Linked DNA regions of Homo sapiens: regions 1 and 3 are each linked to region 2. The links are chromatin contacts, found by Hi-C or POLR2A ChIA-PET in ENCODE. All regions are on one chromosome and are shown on one strand. The core of a region is the stretch at or near the end of the contact, and the rest is flanking DNA. Distances in the headings are between cores, read along the strand shown.

The links. Hi-C counts contacts between places; a loop is a spot of excess contacts on that map. ChIA-PET counts read pairs that join two places held with the same protein, here RNA polymerase II (POLR2A). Pooled maps may share reads with other maps.
Region 1: a loop to region 2 is called in a pooled map, with 19 times the contacts of the local background. The contact joins the promoter of MYCL here to the promoter of ZMPSTE24 in region 2. A Hi-C loop is called at or near these places in 5 of 50 pooled maps.
Region 3: POLR2A ChIA-PET joins it to region 2 with 12 read pairs in activated B cell. The contact joins the enhancer-like site here to the promoter of ZMPSTE24 in region 2. A Hi-C loop is called at or near these places in 8 of 50 pooled maps. POLR2A ChIA-PET finds 5 or more read pairs at or near these places in 4 of 52 experiments (HEK293, PC-9, activated B cell and 1 more).

Annotation. Positions count from the first base shown.
Region 1 is chr1:39,900,605-39,904,185 of GRCh38, forward strand. It overlaps MYCL (MYCL proto-oncogene, bHLH transcription factor), which reads right to left and starts at 1,313. Exons shown (of 2, transcript NM_001033081.3): 1 at 335-1,313. The coding sequence starts at 830. RefSeq lists silencers at 567-686, 1,097-1,416, 1,677-1,886.
Region 2 is chr1:40,256,835-40,260,504 of GRCh38, forward strand. It overlaps ZMPSTE24 (zinc metallopeptidase STE24), which reads left to right and starts at 1,402. Exons shown (of 10, transcript NM_005857.5): 1 at 1,402-1,560. The coding sequence starts at 1,438. RefSeq lists enhancers at 633-762, 993-1,262, 1,343-1,622, 1,713-1,812.
Region 3 is chr1:40,711,828-40,715,395 of GRCh38, forward strand. The region is part of intron 1 of NFYC (nuclear transcription factor Y subunit gamma); the gene reads left to right. Among named protein-coding and RNA genes, the nearest start is that of NFYC-AS1, 21 kb to the left of the region's middle. RefSeq lists an enhancer at 2,596-3,235. Within about 2 kb of position 1,369, at least 7 of the 41 ENCODE cell types and tissues checked have a DNase peak (open chromatin) inside an H3K27ac peak, as active enhancers do.

The DNA.
Region 1 (3,581 bases), core at 63-2,562, 360 kb before region 2:
TTGGAGTGTCTCTTAAGGTACCCCCTTCAATCCCTTACAGTCCAACCCCAGTATTGTCCTCTCTAAGCGCCAACCCTCACCTCAAATCCCTTGTCCCCTGGGGCTCCAATAATCATCAAAGGGAGGCTGGCTCCCACGCCACTTTTCCAAACTGTTTACCAACACACCCACGTGCCAGACAGACACGGTTGGGGACTACACGGGCAGCTTCAGCCAAAGAGAGGCGGAGATGGCCCAAGAGCTTGAGAAGAGCCAATGCCTGACCTCAGGCAGGGGCAGAGCTTTGGCCACCCATGGGGTGGCCCCCTCTTGGATGGCTCGGGGAGGTCCTTACCCGAGTCGCTTGGGCTCTCGGACCCGGAGCAGGCCTGGGTCTTGGGTTCGCCCAGCGGACAGGGGGCGGCGGGCGCCGGGTTGCCGGCTTCGAGGCTGGGAGTGCAGTCCGGGGCGGCGGACGCCTTGGGCGGGTTCCCCCGGGGCGCGCCAGGAGCGAGCCGGTCGCTCACAGCTCTCTCCAGCCGTTCCCGGGCCGAGAAGCCGCTCCACATGCAGTCACGGCGTATGATGGAGGCGTAGTTCCTGCCCCAGCCTTTCGAGTGGCCCCGGGATTCCGCTTCGTCTCCGGTGCACCCTCCGGGCCACGGCTCCGGGGGACCAATCCCGGGGGCCGGGTCCCCTGCGCCGGGACCCAAGCCCCAGGGCGGCGACGTGGGGGGCGATGGCACCAGCTCGAATTTCTTCCAGATGTCCTCGCTGGGCGCCGTGGAGCGGTAGAAATCCTCCCCGCAGTCATAGTCGTAGAAATAGTGCTGGTACGAGTCGTAGTCCATGTCCGCTCCCTGCGGGAGGGAAGGGGGGACGTGCTGACCGGGTGCCGGCCGGGCGAAGGAGGTGTCCCCGGGTCCCTCGGCACAGTCGGCTGCCGGGCTCTCGTTCCTCCCCAACCCCACCAGCTTGCAGCCTGCGCCCAGTCCTCGCGTCCCGGGAAGCCGGGCCCCGGGTCAGAGTGGTAGGGGAAGCCAATCGCAGCGCGCGGACCCGACTGTGGGCAGCGAGTTCAAAGCAAACTTTGCCAGCGCCGCCCGGAGCGCAGCTCCCAGGGCCCGGCGGGGCCGGGCGGGGGCGCGCCGTGCCCAGAAGGCAGCCTGCAGCCAGCCCGCACCGCGGGACCCGCGCCCGTGCCCTGGCCACCCGCAGCCTCACCTCGCTCCAGCCGCCCGCCACCTGGAGCGGACCGGCTCCCCGCCGGCTCGGGGCAGCCCGGCAGCCAGCACACACGCACATGCGCGCCGCCGAGAGCGCGGCCCGCACTCACAAGCGCGCCCCCCCCGCGCGCGCGCCCTCCCTCGCTCGCGCACGGCGGCCCGGACGCTCTCGGGATCGGCGCGGGAGCGCGAGCTGCAGGCGCATTGTTTCCTGACTGCCTTATATCTCGTCGCGCGCCCGGGACCCAGGGACTGGGGGGCGGGCCCTATGGGACAAACCCCGCCCTCTCCCTGCCTACTACGGGCAGTCGACAGGTGGGGCCGGCCCCACCTCCTGGCAGCGCTCGCCCGCTCCGTTCAATCCCCGGTAGCCCCCCAAATAAATTGCACGCTGGGGAGCGCAAACAGGAGGAGGGCTGATGCGGCCCGGCGGCCGCTTGGCGGTGCCAGCCGGCTGAGCTAAACCGTGCTCCTTGCCCACTCCGAGCTGGGGAATTAGGGCTACTCCCCGCCCCACCCTGCGCGCCTACTTTCCCCGGCGCACCCCGCTGGGTTCAGGTGCGCCCGAGCCGCCGCGAGGGGTAGGGGGAGGGAAACGCGCCACCTGGCGGCCCTCAGCCCTGAACTTGGGCTGGTCCCGGCGTCCGTCTGGTCACCCGTCGGCCCGTTTCTTGAGCTCAGTGGCCCAAGCCTGGATGGCATCGAAGCGAAGATTCCGGGATTTAGAGCCCGAAACGTAACCTTCCTGAGCTTCAGTTTCATCTGTAAAATGAAGGGATGGTAATGCTTACCTCACAGGGTTGTTGTGAGGCTTCAGGGAAATAAGAGCATCTAGGGAAGGGGTCTGGTCTAGGTGGAGAGGCAGACGGCGCTGGCTTAGCCCCCGCTTTGGGGAGGCGGTGCAGAAATGAGGAATTTTTCCCAGGGCAAAGCCAGCTGAGACCCGCCATGCTCCCTCTCATCTCACACAAAACACTGTAGGAGCTGTACAGTAGAGAATGAGGATTTGGCATCTGGAAAATACTGCAGGACCAAGTTGTTTCAAGTTTTGCCCTGCATTGCTGGCCAAGATGATAGATAACCCCTTTGTATAATCTTCTTTTTAAATTTTAAATATATTTTGTTAAGAGACAGGGTCTCACTCAGCGTCAAGGCTGGAGTGCAGTGGCTCGATCATGACTCGCTGCAGCCTCGAACTCCTGGGCTCAAATGATCCTCCCTCCTTAGCCTCCGAAAGTGCAGGGATTACAGGCACGGGTCACCGTGCTGGGTCCCCCTTTGTGTCATCTTCTACACAGATGACCTTTGGTGGAAGAGAAAAAATTAAACTATACGGCCAGTCTGAGATTTAGGCCAGAGGAGAGTAACTTGGGACAGCAGCCAATACATCTAGATTCCTCCACCTGGCATCAAGGTCTGGTGTCTGTCTACCCCAGCCTGATTGTCTGCTGTCTCTCTCTTTCCCTCCCACCCCTGTGGTCTAAGAACACCAAACTACTCACTGTTGGCAGACGGAAGTGAGAAGGGCAAGCAATTCAGTGTGGTTGGAGCATGGGACACGGATGTGTGTTGTTATATGGGTTGGGAAGGCAGGGAAAATGACAGCCTTCCGTTTTAGATACGTTGGGTCTGTGCTGCATGTGGGACATCTTGAAGGCAGAAACCTGCTCCTACTTGCTTTGTGATTTCTGCACCTAGAACAGCTTCTGGCAGACATTTGTGAACTAACTGACTTACTGAGGGACTCAGCTAACCAGATTTCACTGAGACAGCTTGTGTGCCCTGCTTTGTGCTAAACGGAAGACACAAATCAGAAGGGTTCCAGGTTTGGTTGCAGCCCCAAGGCACAGGCATTGGATTGTCCTTTAGTGACTTTTCTCTGGTCCACAGATGTCTGAGATGGTTGCTGTACTAGTCTGGGTTATTGGTTACAAATAACAAAAACCAACCTTAGGCAGGGCACAGTGGCTCACGCCTGTAATCCCAGCACTTTGGGAGGCTGAGGCGGGCAGATCACAAGGTCAGGAGATCGAGACCATCCTGGCTAACACGGTGAAACCCCATCTCTACTAAAAATACAAGAAAATTAGCCGGGTGTCGTGGTGGGCACCTGTAGTCCCAGCTACTCAGGAGGCTGAGGCAGGAGAATGGCGTGAACCCGGGAGGCGGAGCTCACAGTGAGCCGAGATTGCGCCATTGCACTCCAGCCTGGGCGACAGAGCGAGACTCTGTCTCAAAACAAAAAAACAAAACAAAACAAACAAACAAAAAACCAACCTTAGACAAATGTAAGCAGAAAATGACTTTATTGGAATAATTGGTGGTATAGACCTCAAGGGAGGCTGGAAATTTATGTTTGGAGAATGGGCCTTCTTT
Region 2 (3,670 bases), core at 152-2,651:
GATACAAGTGCTGAGAAATGGTTTTACATAAATAGGTGAGAATGCTAGTAGTTTTGTTGTAAGCATGTCAATCAATCGTTTGGTTTCTTTCCGAGTTGCATGCCAAAAACCAAATAGTGTTCCTTCATCAGCTGACAATTCATGGGCCACCATTAATTTTGTTGAAAGCAAAGAACTGGAAACCATCTGACTTGAAAAGAATTTGTTATCCTGTTATTAGAGTCATTCACTTTCTCTAGTGACTTTTAATTATACTAATTACTCTCAGAGGCATTTAGGCAGGGTTGAGAAATTCAAGATATTAATTTCAACACATCTTTAGCATCACAATATCACAGTAATTTAAATATATTTTAGTTGTAGCTATTTAGCTCACTTTATTGTAAATAATAATTATGCTAATTAGCAACGATAGTATGTTTAACCAATTAATCATCAGATTAACTTTCGGTCAGAATAATGGACTTCAATTTTTAAGTCAAAGCAATGTACAGGCGTCCCAGTCACCATATTTCACTTCTGAATTCCAAGAGAGAAATGGCGTTGCGCCTTACTGACGCAAATATGTACCTAGATAAAGTAAGACGCTTTCATTTCAGGTATGTCTAACCCACGCTATCCTTGCTTTGTTCCAGGGCACTCTCGCAGGGAAAACGCCGCCTCTGACTACACTTGGGGTGGTTAAGACGAGATCTTCAAATGAAAATTCTCAACGCTACCGTCCACTCTCTCATACGCTTGAATTCCGAACACCCCAATACTGGCCAAAAGACTCCATTTCTCATGCTTGGTCTTGCTTTTGAGGTAGCTCTAACTCAGAGGCACGATTTTTAGAGCCTGGGAAGTCGGCTGCTGTTCAGTCCTTCCTAGCCTCCTCAGGCGGGAGCCGCGGCCCACTCAGTCAGTTGCGGCCCACTCAGTCAGTTCCGGCCCCAGCCCCGACTACCTGTCGCCTTGTTGGGGGAAGGAAGGCAGATACCGCAGCCCAGTCAGGGTAAGCCGCTGACCCAGAGGATGGAACTGCGGCTCTGGAGATTAGAAAGAGGAGGACTTCGCCGCGTTCACTAGCCCAGGAGGAAAGCCAGAACCCTAGGCCGGAACCCAGCGTCAAGACGTGGGGGAAGAATGTTGATGCAACACAGCTCAGCCGGGCCCGGAACTCGGCGTTTGGGTCCCCGCCCTCTTTGGGCCGGAAGTGAGGAAGGTGGGGCTGGGGCTTTTCCTGTAGAAACTAGGAGGGACTAGGGAGAGTCTGCAAGGGGAAGAGTGTGTCTGTGACACTGCCAGCAGCGCGCAGAGGGAGGGATGGGGGCGGGTATCGGCGTAGGGGCCCTCGGAAAGAACGGATATTGCTGTGACACCGCGGGGACGCTCTGAAGGGACGAGTGTCGGTGTGGCACCGGTGCACGCTGAAGGAGCCGGCGGAACCGGGTGGCCATGGGGATGTGGGCATCGCTGGACGCTTTGTGGGAGATGCCGGCCGAGAAGCGTATCTTCGGGGCCGTGCTGCTCTTTTCCTGGACAGTGTATCTTTGGGAGACCTTCCTAGCACAGCGGCAGGTGAGCCTAGACAGGGTCCAACCTGACCCCCATACCCGGCCAGCCCTGGAGTAGCCTTGGCTTCGACCCTGAGACTCTTGATTGCTTCGGTCCCCGCGCCAGTCTCGTCTTTGTGGTCCCTGCTGAGTCTCGTAACTTGGCCCGATGGCGGACTGTGGCTTTGAGGAGGGTCTTGGTGCGTCAAGGAAGTTTTCTGTAACGTTATCATGGGACCCAATCCCTTTAGGGCCTGGAGGAAGGCTTGGGCTCTTGTGCCCTCCCTGCAGCTTCCTTGGGATCCTTGGGCCCAGACTTGGCCTCCTTTATCTTTGGAATAAGCCTTTAAAAGGATTTAGACACCCAACTTCCTCATGACATTTATGTAATCATGCCTAACCATAGGATTTTGCAGTCCTTCCAAGAACTTGCACTCTTGTTTCTCCTTAAAGTGCATATATTGTTTCTGCTTGAAAAAACAAACAAACAAACAAAAAACTTATCGGGCCCGGCGTGGTGTCTCATGCCTGTAATCCCAGCACTTTGGGAGGCCGAGGCGGGCGGATCACCTGGGGTCAGGAGTTCGAGACCAGCCTGACCAACGTGGCGAAAACCCGTCTCTACTAAAAATAGAAAAATTAGCCGGGTGTGGTGGCGCGCACCTGTAGTCCCAGCTACTTGGGAGGCTGAGGCAGGAGAATCATTTGAACCCAGTAGGCGGAGGTTGCAGTGAGCTGAGATTGTGCCACTGCACTCCAGCCTGGGCGACAAGAGTGAAACTCAATCTCAAAATAAATAAATAAATGAAATTAAATGAAATATATTTCTCGTTTTTCATAAAATCAACATTATTTTAGTTTAAATATTAAAATGGTAAAATAAAAAGTGAAAGTTAACAATTTACCTGAGATAACCATGGTTTAGAGATCTGAACTTTTATTTATTTATTTTTAATCTTTATTTATTTATTTAATTTTAGAGTCTAGCTCTGTCACCAGGCTGGAGTACAGTGGCGTTATCTCGGCTCACTGCAAGAAACTAGGAGGGACGAGGGAGAGTCTGCAAGGGGAAGAGTGTGTCTGTGACACTGCCAGCAGCGCGCAGAGGGAGGGATGTTCAAATGATTCTCCTGCCTCAGCATCCCGAGTAGCTAGGATTACAGGCACGTGCCACCACGCCCAGCTAATTTTAGTATTTTTAGTAGAGACGGGGTTTCACCATCTTGGCCAGGATAGAATATTTATTGTATTTAGAGACAGGGGCTCACTCTGCCACCCAGACTGGAGCACAGTAGCATCATCATAGCTCAAGGCAGCCTCGAACTCGTGGGCTCAAACGACCCCTCCACCTCCACCTCAGCCTTCTGAGTTGCTAGGACCACAGGTGCGGATCACTGTGCCTGGCTAATTGTTTGATTTTTTTGTAGAGATGTTGCCCGGGGTGGTCTGGAGTTCCTGGACTCAAGTCATCTTGCCGCCTCCACCTCCCAAAGGGCTGGGATTACAGGCATGAGCCACCGTGCTCGATCTCCCCTCAGCTTTTATTGGCACACAACAATATATAGGGAAAGCATGTTGTAGTGGCCCATTATTTTGTTTGGTATCCATTCTCTGTATTACATTTCCTGGACTGAAATTACCCTTACCTTTTATAATTTAGTATAATGAGATAGTTGATCTTTCTCCTTTTTTTTTTTTTTTTTTTTTTTTAAGGAGATAGATTCTCTGTCACCCAGGGTGTAGTGCTGTGGCACAATATGGGCTTACTGCAACCTCTGCCTCCCAGGCTCAAGTGATCCTCCCACCTCAGCCCCCCAAATAGCTGGGACCACAGGTGCATACCACCACACTCTGCTAATTTTTGTATTTTTTGTAGAGACGGGATTTCACCACATTGCTCAGGCCAGTCTTGAACTCCTGGGCTCAAGGAATCCTTCTGCCCCTGTCTTCCAAACTGCTGGGATTACAGGCGTGACCCACCGTGCCCGGCTGAAAATTGGTCTTTTCTCACAGACCTGATATGTTTCCATCTGGTGATCCTCAAGTTTCTGGCATTTAGGACCAAATTTAATGAGCAGCCTCAGTATCTGTTCATACTCACAGTTAGCATGTGTGCTTCTCCTTTGCATGAATTT
Region 3 (3,568 bases), core at 119-2,618, 450 kb after region 2:
TATGGACATTTATTTACTCTGATCACAGTATTTGAGGCAGCATGGTACAGACCATTTAAAGTCAAGAGATCTGTGTTCAAGCCCCACTCACCTTTATCACCAGCTTTGTAGGTTTGGGCAAGTCAGCTATTTAGTGTTAGCTTCCTCACATGTAAAAATGGAACCTAAAAATAGTGTCTGATTTAGTGGCGAGTCTTGAATGAGATCATGTGTGTCAAAGTACTTTGCAAATTGTGAAGAGCTACATAATATTAGTTGTTACTAATCCAGACTATTTGGGGGATGAAACGTTTATGAAGATAGGTGTGGCATCAAAGAAAAAAATGCCAGTATTTTAATATTTGTAAAAAGGAGTTAGTTTAAACCTGACACATTTCTTTTTAAACTGCCTTCACCTGCATATTCCTATTTATGCTGACATGACCCTATTTATTTAATGCATATGTTGAGACCACCAGTCCTTTACTCATCAAGATCCTTGTGAAAGAATTTTAACCCCTTTGTCAAAATTTAAGGACCTCTCAGAATAGGATGAAATGGGTATGCTGATTTTTAAAAAACTCTTGTTAGATTTAGGAACCTCTCAGAATAAAATCTGGAAGCCTGTTCCATTTGCATTATGAGATTTGCATTACAATGCAGGTAAGTTGTAATGGTTGCAGATGTTTACCAAGCAGAGGTTACATATTTAGTTTGTATACCAAATATTTATAAAGTAAACTGGAACCATTTTTTTTTTTGTTTGCTTTGTGATTATCCTGTCAATTTTCAAGCATGGGAGGTAATTATAGCCTGCTGTATAGTAAGCAAGTAAATGTTGGGATTAATGCCTTTTTTTTTTTTTTTTTTTTTTTTGCAGACGAGGTCTCGCTCTGTTGCCAAGGCTGGTGTGCCAGGCTGGAGTGCCGTGGCATGATCATGACTCACTGCAGCCTCCACCTCCTGGGCTCAAGCAATCCTCCTACTTCAGCCTCCTGAGTAGCTGGGACTACAGGCATGTGCCACCGTGCCCAACTAATTTTTTTTTATTTATTTATTTTTATTTTTATTTTTAAATACAGACGGGGTCTTGATTTGTTGCCCAGGCTGATCTCAAACTCCTGGACTCAAGTGATCCTCCTGCCTTGGCCTCCCAAAGTGCTGGGATTACAAGCACTGGGATTACAGGCATGAGCCATTGTGCCCAATTGTGGGATGAACACTTTAAAAAAAAATAATTGATCTCTCATCAGAAATCTAACATAAATTTCACACAGTTGATACCTACTATGAGATACCTTTCTAACATAATTGGTGGAAACTCATGGGGGTTTCTTTTAATCTAGTCTGCATGCCCAGTGTCATCTATTTTTAGGACTTCCTTTTTTCCCCCCCAGGGGTGGGGTTGATATTTTGTGATGTTTGATTTCCTGTCCTATTAAGTCACTTCCTCTCAGGCATGGTCAGTCAGCATTGGTGTCTGCTTCCTATCTGTGCATTGGAAGAATCATATTCAGACAGAATGAGGTTTGGCAAAATTGATACTGACTTTACCAAATAAAATTCCAGTTCCAGGGATGTGTAGGTTTAAAAACAGCAATCGTGGTCACTTTGGGCTTTTGTTTTTAAAACAAGATGAGGTCTCCCTTTTAAAGAGGCTAAATACTTTTGTAGGAGCTTCAGTAACCCAAAAAATGTATTAAAAGTTGAACATGGCTGTCTTCATGAATGGAATGATTTTTGCCTATCCTTATTACTGATAATATATGCATACAGAGTTTGAATACATCTAAATTAGGCTGATGGGAATCACTTAGGGATCTAGTCTAGTTCCCTTCTTGTAAAGTGGGGAAATTGAGGCCCAGTAAGTTCAGGTGCCCTAATCCAAGTCTTTCAGCTTTTTAGGAACAGGCTTGTACAAGTTTGGAGATTTGACTCCCACTCAATTTGTTGCATGTTTCTTTTATTCCTCTAGGTTGTTTTCACTTTTTATTTTTCATGTTTCTTTTCTTTTTGGGACTTCTGTATAGGCTTGCTGTTTGGGTATAGAAGGAACAGAGAAAATGTGCCATGGAAGAGGTTCAGAAGTCTTTACCTGAAGTGTGTTGGTTAGAAAGTCTGCTGCAGCAGATTTAGTGTCCCTTTGGGATCTGAAGATACCTTGCCTCAGCCAGTTAGTTGCTTATTCAGAAAGCTGAGAACCAGCTAGGAAGCTAATGGTGTTCACCTGTGAGGTATTCCAGAAAGCCAGGTTACTTTTATGCATTATGAGGAATTTAGGGTATACAAACACATCACCTGCAAGCCAGTTAGTGTTTTTTGTTGTTGTTTTTTTGTTATTATATTTCAAGAACAAGCTAATTCCCAAAAAAGTTTGGACCTGGCTCTTAAAGTGAGTCCACAAGCTAACCTGTATTTAATAAACAAAGATTCCAGGGTCATTTTAAGCATTTGACAAGACTAAAATAGGAATCATTGTTTATAGACACCCAAAATAATATCTTAACTGTGCTGACTTTACTGTTTCCCATCAGCAAAGTGGTATTATGTGTGTATGTGCTTGTGTATGTTTGAGTAGTATTTGTTCTTTATATTCTTTGATAGACCATGATATACTTTAACATTTTTAATTTTTCTGAAGGTGATGACCTTCATATATTTAGACAAAAGTTATAGTCCATTGAAAGAATGAGGGCTTGAACGATGTAAGTTATGTAATATTTAAGTCCTAAAGTGTACTGACTGAAGATTATAATAGACATAGCTGGATAGAATATATTTCATGTCTACATTTCCCAGAAGTTTAGTTTTCTTTCCTTTTTTTTGGAGACAAGGTCTTGCTCTGTCACCCAGGCTAGAGTGTAGTGGTGTAATCATAGATCACTGCAACCTTAAACTCCTGGGCTCAAGCAGTCCTCCCACCTCAGCCTCCGAGTAATTGGGACTACAGATGCACGCTACTAGGCCTGGCTAATTAAAAAAAAATTTTGAGGGCAGGGCGTGGTGGCTCACGCCTGTAATCCCAGCACTTTGGGAGGCCGAGGCAGGCAGATCACGAGGTCAGGAGATCAAGACCATCCTGGCTAACATGGTTAAACCTCATCTCTACTAAAAATACAAAAAATTAGCCGGGTGTGGTGGCGGGCGCCTGTAGTCCCAGCTACTCGGCAGGCTGAGGCAGGAGAATGGCATGAATCCGGGAGGCGGAGCTTGCAGTGAGCCGACATGGCGCCACTGCACTCCAGCCTGTGCAACAAATCGAGACTCCATGTCTCAAAACAATAAATAAATAAATAAATAAATAAATAATAATTTGGCTGGGTGTGGTGGATCATGCCTGTAATCCCAGCACTTTGGGAGGCCAAGGTGGGCGGATCACTTGAGGTCAGGAGTTTGAGACCAGCCTGGCCAACATGGTGAAACCCAGCCTTTACTAAAAAAACACCGAAATTAGCCAGGCGTAGTCCCAGCTATACAGGAGGCTGAGGCACAAGAATTGCTTGAACTGGGAGGTTGCAGTGAGCCATGATAGTGCCACTGCACTCCAGCCTGGGCAACAGAGTGAGATTCCGTCTCAAGAAAAAAAAAC